Regions from separate parts of the Homo sapiens genome. Here region 2 is linked to region 1. A link is a contact called in ENCODE Hi-C or POLR2A ChIA-PET data. All regions are on one chromosome and are shown on one strand. Each heading gives the region's core, a stretch centred on a gene start or an enhancer-like site at or near the end of the contact. The rest is flanking DNA. Distances are from core to core; before and after follow the strand shown. Region 1 overlaps CPAMD8 (C3 and PZP like alpha-2-macroglobulin domain containing 8). Region 2 overlaps CPAMD8 (C3 and PZP like alpha-2-macroglobulin domain containing 8).

Region 1 (7,229 bases), core at 707-3,206:
ATCACCTGAGGTCAGGAATTCGAGACCAGCCTGGGCAACATGGTGAAATCCTGTCTCTATTAAAAATACAAAAATTAGCCAGGCATGGTGGCAGGTGCCTATAGTCCCAGCTACTCAGGAGGCTGAGGCAGGAGAATTGCTTGAACCCAGGAGGTGGAGGTTGCAGTGAGCCGAGATTATACCACTGAACTCCAGCTTGGGTGATAGGGTGAGACCCCATCTCAAAAAAAGAAAAAAAAAAAGGAATAGAATAGAATGAGGCAGAAGTAACAGCCTGACTTGTAAGACCAAGTAACAAAAGGCGCTATGGCATCCTTCCCGCTTTCTCTCTTGAATTGCTCACTGTGAGAGGAAGCCAGCCGCCATGTTGTAAGAACACTCAAGTAGTCCCTATGGAGAAGTCCATGTGGTGAGCAACTGAGGCCTCCTGCCAACAGCCATGTGAGGGAGCCAATTTGGAAACAAATCTTCCAGCCCCAGTAGAGCCTTCAGATGAAGACAGCAACAGCCAACACCTTGACTGCAACCTCAGCAAAGATCCCCAGGCAGAAACACCCAGCTAAGCTGCTCCTGAATTCCTGATCCATAAGAATTAATACATAATAAATAGAGATAATACGTTTGTTGTTTTAAATGGCTACATTTGGGGTCACTTGTTACACAGCAGTGGATAACTATTGCATCTCTCACAGGGTCTTTCTCCTGCACTGGGCAGCGAGGACCTGGAGGTAGGAACCATGTGTTCCTTTTTCCCCCAGGATGAAGACCAGAGCCTAGCTCACTCAATGAATAAATGAATGAATGTGCGTTGAGTATAAGGGAACCCATCTAGAACAGATCCCAAGTTTTCAGGCTCCCTGGCAGGATCTTGGAGCCTTATGGTAAGTAGTTAGGGGAGGTGCTAACAGGACGGCACTGCACTGAGTGTACCACATGCTTATCCCATGGATCCAGGTTCTTAGAGGGATGTGTGGTAAGGAAACAGGCTCAGAGAGGTTGATCATCGGGTCTAAGGCCACACAGCTCACATGAGACAGAGCTGAGGTTTGTCCAGCTTCGGGGTGGGTGCTGCTGCCACTGCCCTGCGCTCACTGCCTCCTTGTCCTACAGGGTCCCCAGGAAGACGTCCATGTTTGGAGACCAACAGGAATGTTTCAGGAGGTGAGAGGGGACCTGGAAGCTGCTGACTTCCATGCACACAGTGAAATTTGATTTTTCAGCCATGCGCGGTGGCTCACGCCTGTAATCCCAGCACTTTGGGAGGCCGAGGCGGGCGGATCACAAGGTCAGAAGATCGAGACCATCCTGGCTAACACGGTGAAACCCCGTCTCTATTAAAAATACAAAAAAAGTAGCCAGGCGTGGTGGCGGGCGCCTGTATTCCCAGCTACTCGGGAGGCTGAGGCAGGAGAATGGCGTGAACCCAGGGGGCGGAGCTTGCAGTGTGCCGAGATGGCGCCACTGCACTCCAGCCTGGGTGACAGAGCGAGACTCCGTCTCAAAAAAAACAAAAAGGAAATTTGATTTTTCTTGCTCATGCTGAGAGTTTAATCCCCGGAAGATGCTGAGGAGGTGTGTGCACACTGAGTGTCTAGGCCGGGCACGGTGGCTCACGCCTGTAATCCCAGCACTTTAGGAGGCCAAGGCAGGCGGATCATCTGAGGTCAGGAGTTTGAGACCAGCCTGGCCAACATGGTGAAACCCCGTCCCTACTAAAAATACAAAAATTAGCTGGGCATGATGGTGCACACCTGTAATCCTAGCTACTCAGGAGGCTGAGGCAGGAGAATTGCTTGAACCTAGGAGATGGAGGTTGCAGTGACCCAAGATTGCACCACTGCACTCCAGCCTGGGGAACAGAGTTAGACTCTATCTCAAAAAAAAAAAAAAAAAAAAAAAAGGTCCAATGCGTCACAACTTGCTAATCCTGGCTGGTGGAGGCCTCCTAGGGGCTGCTGGGGCTCAGCCAGCTTTTGGAGAGTGACTCAGTGGCTTTAGCTGTCCCTGGGGTGGGCGGGGCCTCTGCTTGCTAAGACGTGATTGGGGCCTTGCGTTATCAGCTGTCGGCAAGGCAGGGCCCTGGGACTAGAGCTGGGACAGTGTGGATGAGCTCCTGGGGCTGGGGGAGGCTGGGTGAGTCGCCAACCCTGGGCCCCTCTGGAGCTAGGTAAGTGATGCTGCCCATGGCAGGAAGTACTCAGCCACATGTCCCCACTCCCTGGGATCCTGGCACTGTGACTGTGCAGTGGACACTCTGTTGGACTAAAGACAGGGCAGTTTCCACGCTCACAGCTGCTGTCGGCACTACCAGGGTGGCAATCTCCGAGAAGGAGTCCGGCGATGGGTACAGGAGTTGGAAAGTGACTCACAGTCTCAGGTGAACCCCATGATGATGCCAAGAACTGCAATAGCCTGAGGATATCAGGAAAACAAGACCCAGGTGTGCCCGGCCTCCCAGGGGCCCTCCCTGCCCTGGTCTCCTCCCTGCAGTTACCACAGAAACAAGATCCCAGGCTGCTCCTGCACACAGCACACCCCAGCCTCAAGGTGCTGGTCTGGCCTCTGACCCCTCTGCCCTGCCATCTCCTCCTGCTCCAGTCACCGCTATTCCTGAGTCCTGGGAGCTTGAGGAAGCCCAGGGCATCCAGGGCTCACTCCCAAGGGGCCAGAGAGCAGGGCATGGAGTCTTGCTCACTGTGGTAACAGCAGCAGAAACAGGAATGGTTACGATCACCAGCTCTGCACTGGCCCCAAGCCCCAACCTCCATCTCTGGAGCTGGGACCACCACAGTCTTTACTTCCCAGCTGTGTTCCCTGTCATCCGGGGATCAGGCGCCAAGTGATCTGGTCACACTGCATTGGATGTGAGGCCATGGCGTCGGGCGGGGAGCCTCAGAGGCAATGCCCAGGGCGGTGGGGACTCACCACATGCTCCCCGATGCGTCCCGCTCCCCAAACGCGCTGTAGGAGCCATCCTGGCGCTTGTAGGTCAGCTGGCGCTGGTAGCCTGTGGGGCAAGCAGAGAGGACCCTGTCCTGTTGAGTGGCCTGGCCCAGGCCCGCCCCCAGGGACCTACACCACTCTGCCGTCCCCTACCCCGGATCTCCGAAGCCACACCACATGTGGGGTCCCTGGAATTGCCTCGAATCACATCTGGAGTCCTTGAAACTGCCATACACTCACATCTGGGGTCCCTGAAACTGCCCCATACCACATGTGGGGTTCTTGAAACTGCTTTATACCACATTTGGAGTCCCTAAAACTGCTCCACACCACATCTGGGCTCACTGAAACTGCCCTGTGTCACATCTGGGGTCCCTGAAACTGCCCCACACCACATCTGGGGTTCTTGAAACTGCCTCATACTACATCTGGAGTCCCTGGAACCGCAGCGCACCACATCTGGGGTCCCTGAAACTGCCCCACATCACATCTAGGGTTCTTGAAACTGTCTCATTCCACATCTGGAGTCCCTGGAACTGCTCCACACCACACCTGGGGTCCCTGAAACTGCCCCACACTACATCTGGGGTCCCTGAAACTGCTCCACACCACATCTGGGGTTCTTGAAACTGCCCCATACCCACAGCACATCTGGGGTCCCCGAAACTGCTCCACATCACATCTAGAGTTCTTGAAACTGCCTCATACCACATGTGGAGTCCCTGGAACTGCTCCACACTACATCTGAGGTCCCTGGAACTGCCCCACACCACATCTGGGGTCTCTGAAACTGCTCCACACATCTGGGGTTCCTGAAACTGCTCCACACCACATCTGGGGTCCTTGAAACTACCCTATACCACATTGGGGGTCCCTGAAACTGCTCCACATCACATCGGGGATCCCTGGAACTACCTCACACCACATCTGAGGTCCTTGAAACTGCCCCACACTACATCTAGGGTGGCTGTAACCTCCAACTCATTCATCTTGTTTACTGACATTGCCCCTTCGTGACTACTGGTCACACACTGGCCTTCGGTCACTCCCAGGAGGTCAGCAAAACCACCATCTTGGGGCAGCGCCCTCTGTCCCCCACAGCCCTCTGTCCCCAGGCGTGGGGGCTGCTCCAACTGCTGGGGCGAGAGCTTGGGAAGCTCAGAGAACTGGTGGTGCCGGGGACAGGGAACGGAGCAGGGAACGAGGGGGTGAGGTGAGAGGCCGGTGGGCCACAGGGCCTCCAAGGCTGGGCTGGGAGTGTGGTTTTCCTGCAAGGGCATAGGGAGCCATGGGTGGCGTGTGAGTAGGAGAAGAGTGTGAGGAGACATATAGAGCCAGTGGACCGTAGGGTCTGGACAGAAAGCTGGGGACGGGGAACCCTCCCAGTGTGCAATGATGAGTTTGGACCCAGTGGCGGCGACAGAGGTGGGGAGCCTTCCTGGGGTGAAGGCAGAGCTACTCAGCCAGACACAGCCTGTGAGGGAAAGAAGGACGAATCTGAGGGCACCACTGTGTGTGGTCTGAGCCTCAGGAAGGACAGGGCTGTGTCCACAGAGACAGGACCGGTGACCAAAGAAATTCTGTACTGGGTGGGTCCTCCCAAATTCACATCCACTTGGAACCCAAAAATGGGACCTTACTGGAAATAAAAGATCTTTACAGATGTCATTAAGGTTAGGATCTCCAGATGAGAGCATCTTGGATTTATTTAGGATGGGCCCTAAATCCAATGACAGGCATCCTTGTAAGAGAAAAGAGAGGCCGGGCATCGTGGCTTGCACCTGGAATCCCAGCACTTTGGGAGGCCAAGGTGAGAGGATCACTTGAGGCCGGGAGTTCAAGACCAGCCTGGACAACATAGCGGAACCCCATCTTTACAAAGAATTGGCTGGGCATGGTGGTGCACACCTGTAGTCCCAGCTACTCAGGAGGCTGAGGTGGGAGGCTCACTTGAGCCCAGGAGTTCAAGTCTGCAGTGAGCTATGATCGCACCATTGCACTCCGGCCTGGGTGACAGAGCGAGACCCTAGCTCTTACAAAAAAAAAAAAGAAAAGAAAGGGAATTAGTCACAGAGGTGACAGCCATGTGATTGTGAAGGCACAGAGCAGGCTGATCAGTCTATAAGCCAAGGAACTCCTGGAGCCAGCAGACGCCAGGAGAGAGGCCTGGGACAGTCTCCCTCAGAGCCACCAGTAGGAACCAGCTCTGCGGACACCTTTATTTTTGACTTTTGGCCTCCAGAACTATGAGGAGATGACACATTTCTGTCGTTCTAAGCCACCCGGTTTGTGGCATTTTGTTGTGGCAGTTTTAGGAAATGAACACAAGTGGGTTTGGGGGGAAGATGGCGGGGGTTGATTTGGGGTTTGTTGAGTCTGAACTGCGAGTTGGCTGGATGCACACAGGGTCCGGCTGTCCCCTGGAGGTACAGGCTGTTATTCACGAGGAGGGCTCATTCAACTCTGGGTGGTGTTTAAGGACCTGAGCCTGGATGGATCCACCAGCTGGTGTCCACCCATCTCCCAGACCCTCACAAGTGCTAATCTGAGCCCCCAGGACCTGGCCTCAGTGGACTTGGCCTTCCTAGCTGTCCATGATCAGCCTTCAAGATGCCAGACTTTCAGCCTAGAGCAACCCCTGACTGTTTCTTCTTCTTTATTCTTTTTTATTTTTTACAGTTGGGGTCTCACTCTGTCACCCTGGCTGGAGTGCAGTGGCACAATCACAGTTCACTGCAGCCTCCAACTCCTGGGCCCAAGTGATCCTCCTGCCTCAGCCTCCTGAGCAGCTGGGACTACAGGGGTGTGCCACCATGTCTGGCTAACATTTTTTTTATTTTTTGTAGAGACCGGGGTCTTGCTTTGTTGCCCAGGCTTGTCTCAAACTCCTGGGCTCAAGTAATCCTCCTGCCTCGGCCTCCCAAAGTGTTGGGATTACAGGCATCAGCCACTGTGCCTGGCCTTCTCTTTTATTTTCTAAATGTTATTTTTAATAATGCTGTTATATTATTATTGTTGTAAAAAAATCCACACTTTAAAAAGATGCTTTTCCTCTCCCTGTATCTGAACAGCACCATCTCATCCTAACAGCCACAGACATCAGGCTCCTGCTGACAGTGACAAGATCAGGGCCACCCTGAATGGCCTCTTTTGCCCACTTCCTCCCCTTTGCTGCACCTGGTGTGTGGGCCACCTCCAGCGTGGTCTTCTCCACTGAAGGCTGAACCTGCCTCCCTTGCTCCCACCTCAACCCAGGCACTTCTTCCCCAATACCTTGTACTAGGTAGTCGGTGGTCTCTCTCTCCACCTCAGGGCTGAGCTGCTGGGTTTTCTGAAGATACTTCAAGACAAAGACGTTGGGTGCAAAGTGGATCATGTTCTGCTCTCCACAGCCAAACGGCAGCCGCAGGAGGTTGTTGAGGTGGTTCAGGGTTGGCCCCATGACGTCCCCTGGTGGGAAGGAGAAGAGAGTTGAGTTGGGGGCTGTCCCAGTTCAGTAGAGAACAGGGACAGCTTTACCCAGGGATGGGAGACAGTGAGTGTCATGCAGTCAGCCACCCAACTGCCCTTTGGGACTGGCACCCTCTGCCTGCTCAGACCAGCTGGTGTCCTGGCTTTGGTGACAGTTTTACACACCTCCTTCTGTGTTCTTTAGTTTTAACTCAGGCTTTCTTTCTCTAGCTTTTCATTCTGTTCAATGCTTTTTCCCTCCCTGGCTTTTAAAATAGGTGCATTGAAAGCTATACATTGGCCTCTAAGTACAACTTTGGTTGCATCCTACAAATATTGGTATGTCTATACAATCATTCTCATTCTATTCTAGTCTTTCTAAAATATTTTTTTTTTTTTGAGATGGAGTCTCACTCCATCACCCAGGCTGGAGTATAGTGGCACAATCTCGGTTCACTGCAACCTCCGCTTCCCAGGTTCAAGCAACTCTCCTGCCTCAGCCTCCTGAGTAGCTGGGACTACAGGCGTGTGCCACCACACCCAACTAATTTTTTATTTTTATTTTTTTAGTAGAGACAGGGTTTCATCATGTTGGCCAGGCTGGTCTTGAACTCCTGACCTCAGGTGATCCACCTGCCTCTGCCTCCCAAAGTGCCGGAATTACAGGCGTGATCCACTGCACCTGGTCCTAAAATATTCTTTCTAAAATATTCAGATTTTCTCTTTAACCAAGAGCACTTCAATTTTTAAAAAAAGTTTCTATATGTATGGAGTTGGAGGTGCATTTTTCAGTTTTCTCTCTTTAAAAAAAAATTATGGTTCTCCCATCCCCTTGA
Region 2 (7,592 bases), core at 1,741-4,240, 36 kb after region 1:
TTGCACCACTGCACTCCTGCCTGGGTGACAGAGCGAGACTCTATCTCAAAAAAAAAAAAAAAGAAAAGAAAGAAAAAGAGAACAGCAAGTGTTTCTGAGGATGTGGTAAGATTGGAACCCTGGTACACTGTTAGTAGAAATGTAAAACGCTGCAGCTGCTGTGGAAATTAGTCTGGAGGTTCCTTAAAAAATTAAACATAAAATTACCACATGATTCAGCAATTCTACTTCTGGGTATACACCCAAAAGAATGGGAAGCAGGGTCTCAAAGGGATATTTGTATACCCCTGTTCACAGCATTATTCACAATAGCCAAAAGGTGGAAGCAACTCAAGGGTCCATCGACAGAAAATAAATGGATAAACAAAATGAGGGAATCCATGCAATAGGATATTATTCAACCTTAAAAGGGAAGGAGGCTGGGTACAGTGGCTCACGCCTGTAATCCCAGCACTTTGGGAGGCCGAGGGGGGTGGATCACGAGGTCAGGAAATCGAGATCATCCTGGTCAACATGGTGAAACCCCATCTCTACTAAAATACAAAAAATTAGCTAGGCATTGGCTGGGCACGGTGGCTCATGCCTGCAATCCCAGCACTTTGGGAGGCCGAGGCGGGCGGATCACGAGGTCAGGAGATCGATACCATCCTGGGTAACACGGTGAAACCCCGTCTCTACTAAAAATACAAAAAATTAGCAGGGCATGGTGGTGGGCGGCTGTGGTCCCAGCTACTCAGGAGGCTGAGGCAGGAGAATGGCGTGAACCCAGGAGGCAGAGTTTGCAGTGAGCCGAGATCGCACCACTGCACTCCAGCCTGGGCAACAGAGCAAGATGCTGTCTCACACACAAACACACAAAAATAGCTGGGCATGGTGGCGCATGCCTATAGTCCCAGCTATTTGGAAGGTTAAGGCAGAGGAATCACTTGAACCCTGGAGGCAGAGGTTGCAGTGAGCCGAGATTGTGCCACTGCACTCCAGCCTGGTGACAGAGCAAGACTCCATCTCAAGAAAAAAAAAAAAAAGAGAGAAGGAAATTCTGACATGGATTCTCCAACAAAGATGAACCTTGGGGACATGTTGAAATAAGCCAGTCACAAAACGACAAATACTACATGATTCCACTTACAGGCGGTCCCTAGAATAGTCAAACTCAGAGACAGAAAGGGTTGTTACCAAAGGCTGGGGGAAGGGAAGAGAGGGGAGTGAGTGTTTAATGGGACAGAGTGTCAGTTTTGTAAGATGAAAGGAGTCACAGAAATGGGTGATGGTGATGTTGGCACAATAACGTGAGTGTCCTTAATACCACTGAACTATACACTTAAAAATGGTTAAGATCGTAAATTTTATGTGGAGTATTTCACCATAATTTTTTAAACCAATTCATTTTTGAATCATTTTCCCTTTTTGAGACAGGGTCTCACTCTGTAGCCCAGGCTGGAGTGCAGTGGTGTAATTTCGTGTCACTGCAGCCTCAACCTCCTGGGCTCAAGCGATCCTCCCACTTCAGCTTCCCAAGTAGCTAGGACCACAAGCATGTGCCACCACACCTGGCTAATTTAAAAATTTTTTTTAGAGATGGGGCCTTGCTATGTTGCCCAGGCTGGTCTTGAACTCCTGGGCTCAAGCAATCCTCCTGCCTCAGCCTCTCAAAGTGCTGGGATTACAGGCATAAGCCACCACACCCCGCCTTTAAACGGGTGTGGTTTAAAAGAGAGTTGACCAGTCCTCTTTTGGGTCCAGCAGGAACCTCCTCCCTGGTCTCAGATCTGTCCCCTCTGATTCATCCTTGCTCCAGCCAACAAGAGAGGAGAGAGAACATCCCGAATCCTAAATCCCAAATCCCTGGCTCTCCACACCTGCACCCCTAACCCCACCCCCACAGCCCACATGGTCTCATACTCCCTGCATCCTCCTCAGCTCCTTCCATCTCATTTCAACCATGTGGAAATCCACCAGCCTCTCCTACTTTGCAGCACTTGCTCATGCTGGTCCTTCCTGGACACCCTTCCCTTTCTTGCTTATTCATATGGTGGGACTCAGCTTGGGCCCTACATTGAGGACCCTCTCTGGCTTTTCCAAAGGATTCCACCATCTTTCTCTGCCTCCCAAGCTCCATGCCCAGCCTTCCAGAAGACTAACCCCACTGCACCATGATGGCTCTTTAGGCACCTGTCTACTCTAGCTACAATGAAAATGTTATGAGTGCTGGGACTCTGTCTACCTTATTCAAGGGACCATCCTTAACATCAAAAACATCCGGGCCAGGAGCAGTAGCTCACACCTGTAATTCTAACACGTTGAGAGGCCAAGACAGGAAGATCACTTGAGGCCAGGAGTTTCAGACCAGCCTGGGCAACATACAGAGACCCCATCTCTATGAAATATTTTTTTTTTTTTGAGACGGAGTCTTGCTCTGTCACCCAGGCTGGAGAGCAGTGGCGCCATCTTGGCTCACTGCAACCTCCGTCTCCCAGGTTCATGCCACTCTCTTACCTCAGCCTCCCGAGTAGCTGGGACTACAGGCGCCCGCCACCATGCCCAGCTATTTTTTGCGTTTTTAGTAGAGACAGGGTTTCACCATGTTAGAGAGGGTGGTCTCGATCTCCTGATCTCGTGATCCACCTGCCTCAGCCTCCCAAAGTGCTGGGATTACAGGCATGAGCTACCATGCCCAGCCCTAATAAAAGTTAATTGAAAAAATTTTTTAACAATAAAAAAAGCTCACCAGACATCCAGAAAGTAGATACATTTGAATGATGATGGACAGATAGCCTGTCTTACAGCTGGGCCCCCAGAACAAAACACAGTGAACTGGATGTGTTCTGATCAGCAGTCAAACCTTCCCACGATGAGGACATACACATCCCCCAAAGCAGTCTGAGGGGCCCCCAGCTGCGTGCCTGGCTCTGCCAAGCACTTGCCACAGCACCTTGTGCCTGGAGGAAGGGCACAGCTCCAGCAGTCAGCCCACCTGCTGGCCCGGGCTGGACCAAGAGTCAGTTTTCATGCCAAACTGGTTTGCCGGGGCACGCCAGTGCCACTTTTTACTAGTGTCATTGGTGCTCTAACGCTGAGCATTGCAAGAAAAAAAGTCAATTGCATCCAGCAGAAAAGGGTTGCCTACACTCCTGCTTCAAAGAGAACTAAACGGGGAAAAATGCAGAAAGGAAATGTGTTGAGAAAGGCATCCTGTTTTTTGAGCAAGAGCTGTAGTCCCCTGAGGAGCAAGGAGTGGGGGTAGGTGGAGTCAAGTTCATGTTCCAGGGAACTGTAATCATTTTAATGAGCTCGTTATACAAACAGAGCAGATAGAGTAACCCCAAGAGGGAGTTATAAGAGGCACAAAGCCCTTGCATTTCATATTTCACAGGCAAACGTCCAAATGTGCAGCGGGACTCAAGGCTGGCTTCATGGCTTGAAGTTTTGTGTGTTAGAAAAAGATGCACAGTGTCTTGCTCAGATGTTGGTATCAGGCCTGCCCATCTCACCGGAGGCTCTCTGGACCCGCATGAGTGTCTTTCACTCAACCGGCAAAGTCAGCGCAGAAAAGAAATCTTAATGTACCTGATGTTGAGACAATGCCAAATCCATGTTTCGGGGAAGAAAGTCCTTTTTCTCTTCTCTGTTCTATGAAAAGAAAAAAAGAAACGATTAAGGTTTCATGAACATAACAAATCTTATGTGAACCTAGCAGCTTTGCATTCTATTTGATCAGATATAACGCGTTAATTTCTTTTACCTGGAAGGGTTAACATTGTACTTCACTGGGATATAACATGTTAATTCTCTTACCTGGCAGGGTTAACAGTCTACTTGATTAGGACATAACTTGTTTTTTTAAAAACTTTATTTTAGGTTCAGAAGTACATGTGCAGGTCTGTTACATAGGTAAATGTGTGTCATGGGGGTTTGTTGTACAGATTATTTCATCACCCAGATACTAAGCCTATGCCCAATAGTTATTATTTCTGATCCTCTCTGTCTTCCCATCCCCCATCCTCAAGTAGACCTGTGTCTGTTCCCCCTTTTGTTTCCATGTGTTCTCATCATTTAGCTTCCACTTATAAGTGAGAACATGCAGTATTTGGTTTTCTGTTCCTGCATTAGTTTGCTAAGGATAATGGGCTCCAGCTCCATCCATGTTTCCACAAAAGACATGATTTTGTTCTTTTTTATGGCTGCATAGTATTCCATGGTATTTCTGTACCACATTTTATTTATCCAATCTGTCATTGATGAGCATTTAGGTTGATTCCAGGTCTTTGCTATTGTAAATAGTGCTGCAGTGAACATTTGTGTGCATGGGTCTTTATGGTAGAATGATTTATATTCCTTTGAGTATATACTCAGTAATGGGATTGCTGGCTCAAATGGTAGTACTGTTTTTAGTTCTTTGAGCAATCACCACACTGCTTTCCACAATGGTTGAACTAATTTACACTCCCATCAACTATGCATAGCATCCCCTTTTCTCCACTACCTCACCAACATCTGTTATTTTTTTACTTTTTTTTTCTTTTTTTTTTTTGAGATGGAGTTTCCTTCTTGTCACCCAGGCTGGAGTGCAATGGCACAATCTCAGCTCACTGCAACATCTGCCTCCCAGGTTCAAACGATTCTCCAGCCTCAGCCTCCCGAGTAGCTAGGATTACAGGCGCCTGCCACTACACCCAGCTAATTTTGTATTTTTAGTAGAGACGCAGTTTCACCATGTTGGTCAGGCTGGTCTCAAAATCCTGACCTCAGGTGATCCACCTGCCTCGGCCTCCCAAAGTTCTGGAATTACAGGCATGAGCCACCACACTCAGCTTATTTGTTGACTCTTTAATAATGGCCATTCTGACTGGCATGAGATGGCATCTCATTGTGGTTTTGATTTGCATTTCCCTTTTTTTTTTTTTTTGAGATGGAGTCTTGCTCTGTCACCCAGGCTGGAGTGCAGTGGTGCAATCTCTGCTCACTGCAACCTCCACCTCCCAGGTTCAAGTGATTCTCATGCCTCAGCCTCCTGAATTACACCTGGAATTGCAGGTGTGCCACCACGCCCGGCTAATTTTTGTATTTTTAGTAGAGATGGGGTTTTGTCATGTTGACCACGCTGGTCTCAAACTCCCGACATCAAGTGATCCACCCGCCTCGGCCTCCCAAAGTGCTGGGATTACAGGTGTGGGCCACTGTGCCTGGCCTGATTTGCATTTCTCTAGTTCAGTGACATTGAGGTTTTTTTCATATGCTTGTTGGCTGCACGTATATTTTCTTTTTTTTTTTTCGAGATGGAGTCTCTCTCTGTTGCCCAGACTGGAGTGCAATGGCACAATCTCGGTTCACTGCAGCCTCCGCCTCCCAGGTTCGAGCAATTCTCCTGCCTCAGCCTCCTGAGTAGCTGGGATTACAGGCGTCCACCACCATGTCCGGCTAATTTTTGTATTTTTAGTAGAGATGGGGTTTCACCATATTGGCCAGGCTGGTCTCGAACTCCTGACCTTGTGATCCACCCACCTCAGCCTCTCAAAGTGGTGGTATTACAGGCATAAGCCACCACGCCCGGCCTGCATGTGTATCTTCTTTGAAAAGTGTCTGCTCAAGGATGTAACTTGTTAACTCTTTTACCTGGCAGCGTTAACATTCTACTTAAGAATAGAAGAAGCAAGGTATCAAAGGCTTGGCAGAGTCCATCTTTAAACAGTCGTGCCTCCTCTCCTGGATGCAGAAGGGATAAAGGCCTGCAGGGGCCACCCTATATCCCTCCCTTTGCTAATTTCCCTCCCTGGGTTTTACCACGTTCATCTTCATCATCACACTGAACTCTCCACCTCCTGCTCACCCATCCTCTGTTTCCTAAGGAGTGCCTTCATGCATTCTTGTTTGAGCCTCAGAAGCCTCACAGTTCACCCTCCTCAAAGGCTGCTCCTTCTCCTTTCTCAAAAAAAAAAAAAAGGCTTTCTCAAAATTTGGCAAAAATAAAAATGCTCCTATCCTTTCAACCATCAACACCTCTCCTAGGAGCAGACCCCGGAAACACCCGCAGACGTGTGTGCAAACACAGAGAGATGGAGTGGTTCATCGTGGCACTAGGAAAATTAGCAAATAGCCCAAATCTCCATCATTAGGAGGACTGGAAAATCAAATGATAGTATATTCATTGGTGGACTATTATATATTTGTAAAAAAAAAAAAGAGTGAGGTAAACATGCATTTACTGATATGGAATGATTTCCAAGACTTGTTGTTAACTTTCAAAAGAAATGTACAAAATGACATTATGGTATTCTTCTATTCTTTTTTTTTTTAATCCTACATATGCACAGAAGAATATCTAAGAAATTATTCAGACTGGGCACAGTGGCTCACACCTGTAATCCCAGCACTTCGGGAGACTGAGGTGGGTGGATCACTGGAGGTCAGGAGTTCAAGACCAGCCTGGCCAACATGGTGAAACCCCCTCTCTACTAAAAATACAAAAGTTAGCCGGGTTTGGTGGTGCAGGCCTGTAATCCCAGCTACTCAGGAGGCTGAGACAGGAGTATCACTTGAACATGGAAGGCAGTGAGCTGAGATCCCATCACTGCACTCCAGCATGGGCAACAGAGTGAGACTCCTCCTCAAAAAAAAAAAATTATTCAGCTTTCCCTTCTGAAGAAGGGAATGGAGGGTCTGAGGGTGGGAAGGAGACTTAAATTTCATTATATATCCTCTTCTACTGCTTGAAAAAAATGTTAACCACATTTACATGGTTAAAAAAATATGTTGGGGCTATTCCAAGATGGCCAAATAGGAACAGCTCCAGTCTGTAGCTCCCAGTGTGATTGACACGGAAGATGGGTGATTTCTGCATTTCCAACTGAGGTACCTGGTTCATCTCATTGGGACTGGTTGGACAGTGGGTACAGCCCATGAAGGATGAGCCGCAGTAGGGCGGGGTGTCGCCTTACCCGGGAAGCACAAGGGGTCAGGGGATTTCCCTTTCCTAGCCAAGGGAAGCCGGGATAGACTGTACCTGGAAAAACAGGACACTCTCGCCCAAATACTGAGCTTTTCCCATGGTCTTAGCAACCAGCAGACCAGGAGATTCTCTCCCATGCCTGGCTGGGCGGGTCCCACGCCCGCAGAGCCTTGCTCACTGCTAGCACAGCAGTCTGAGATCGAACTGCGACGTGGCAGCCTGGTTGGGGGAGGGGTGCCCACCATTGCTGAGGCTGGAGTAAGTAAACAAAGTGGCTGGGAAGCTTAAACTGGGCGGAGCCCACTGCAGCTCAGCAAGGCCTACTGCCTCTATAGACTCCACCTCTGTGAGCAGGGCATGGCTGAACAAAAGGCAGCAGACAGTTTCTGCAGACTTAAACGTCCCTGTCTGACAGCTCTGAAGACAGCAGTCATTCTCCCAGCATGGCGTTTCAGCTCTGAGAACGGACAGACTGCCTCCTCAAGTGGGTCCCTGACCCCCATGTAGCCTAACTGGGAGACACCTCCCAGGAGGGGCCGACAAACACCTCATATAGGCGGGTACCCCTCTGAGACGAAGCTTCCAGAGGAAGGATCAGGCAGCAATATTTGCTGTTCTGCAATATTTGCTGTTCTGCAGCCTCCAC

What was found. A loop is a pair of places that touch in the nucleus more often than their neighbours do. ChIA-PET counts read pairs that join two places held with the same protein, here RNA polymerase II (POLR2A).
Region 2: a map of mammary epithelial cell shows a loop between it and region 1 (3-fold over the local background). The contact joins two enhancer-like sites. A Hi-C loop is called at or near these places in 2 of 168 maps with a recorded cell type or tissue (mammary epithelial cell and ovary) and 1 of 37 single-sample maps with no recorded cell type. POLR2A ChIA-PET finds 5 or more read pairs at or near these places in 2 of 52 experiments (K562 and MCF 10A).

The regions. Positions count from the first base shown.
Region 1 is chr19:16,918,980-16,926,208 of GRCh38, forward strand. It overlaps CPAMD8 (C3 and PZP like alpha-2-macroglobulin domain containing 8), which reads right to left. Exons shown (of 42, transcript NM_015692.5): 26 at 6,217-6,393; 27 at 2,926-3,007. Among named protein-coding and RNA genes, the nearest start is that of F2RL3, 34 kb to the left of the region's middle. Within about 2 kb of position 1,957, at least 3 of the 41 ENCODE cell types and tissues checked have a DNase peak (open chromatin) inside an H3K27ac peak, as active enhancers do.
Region 2 is chr19:16,954,286-16,961,877 of GRCh38, forward strand. CPAMD8 (C3 and PZP like alpha-2-macroglobulin domain containing 8) reads right to left here. Exons shown (of 42, transcript NM_015692.5): 19 at 3,568-3,630. Among named protein-coding and RNA genes, the nearest start is that of CPAMD8, 69 kb to the right of the region's middle. RefSeq lists enhancers at 6,496-7,055, 7,056-7,592. Within about 2 kb of position 2,991, at least 5 of the 41 ENCODE cell types and tissues checked have a DNase peak (open chromatin) inside an H3K27ac peak, as active enhancers do.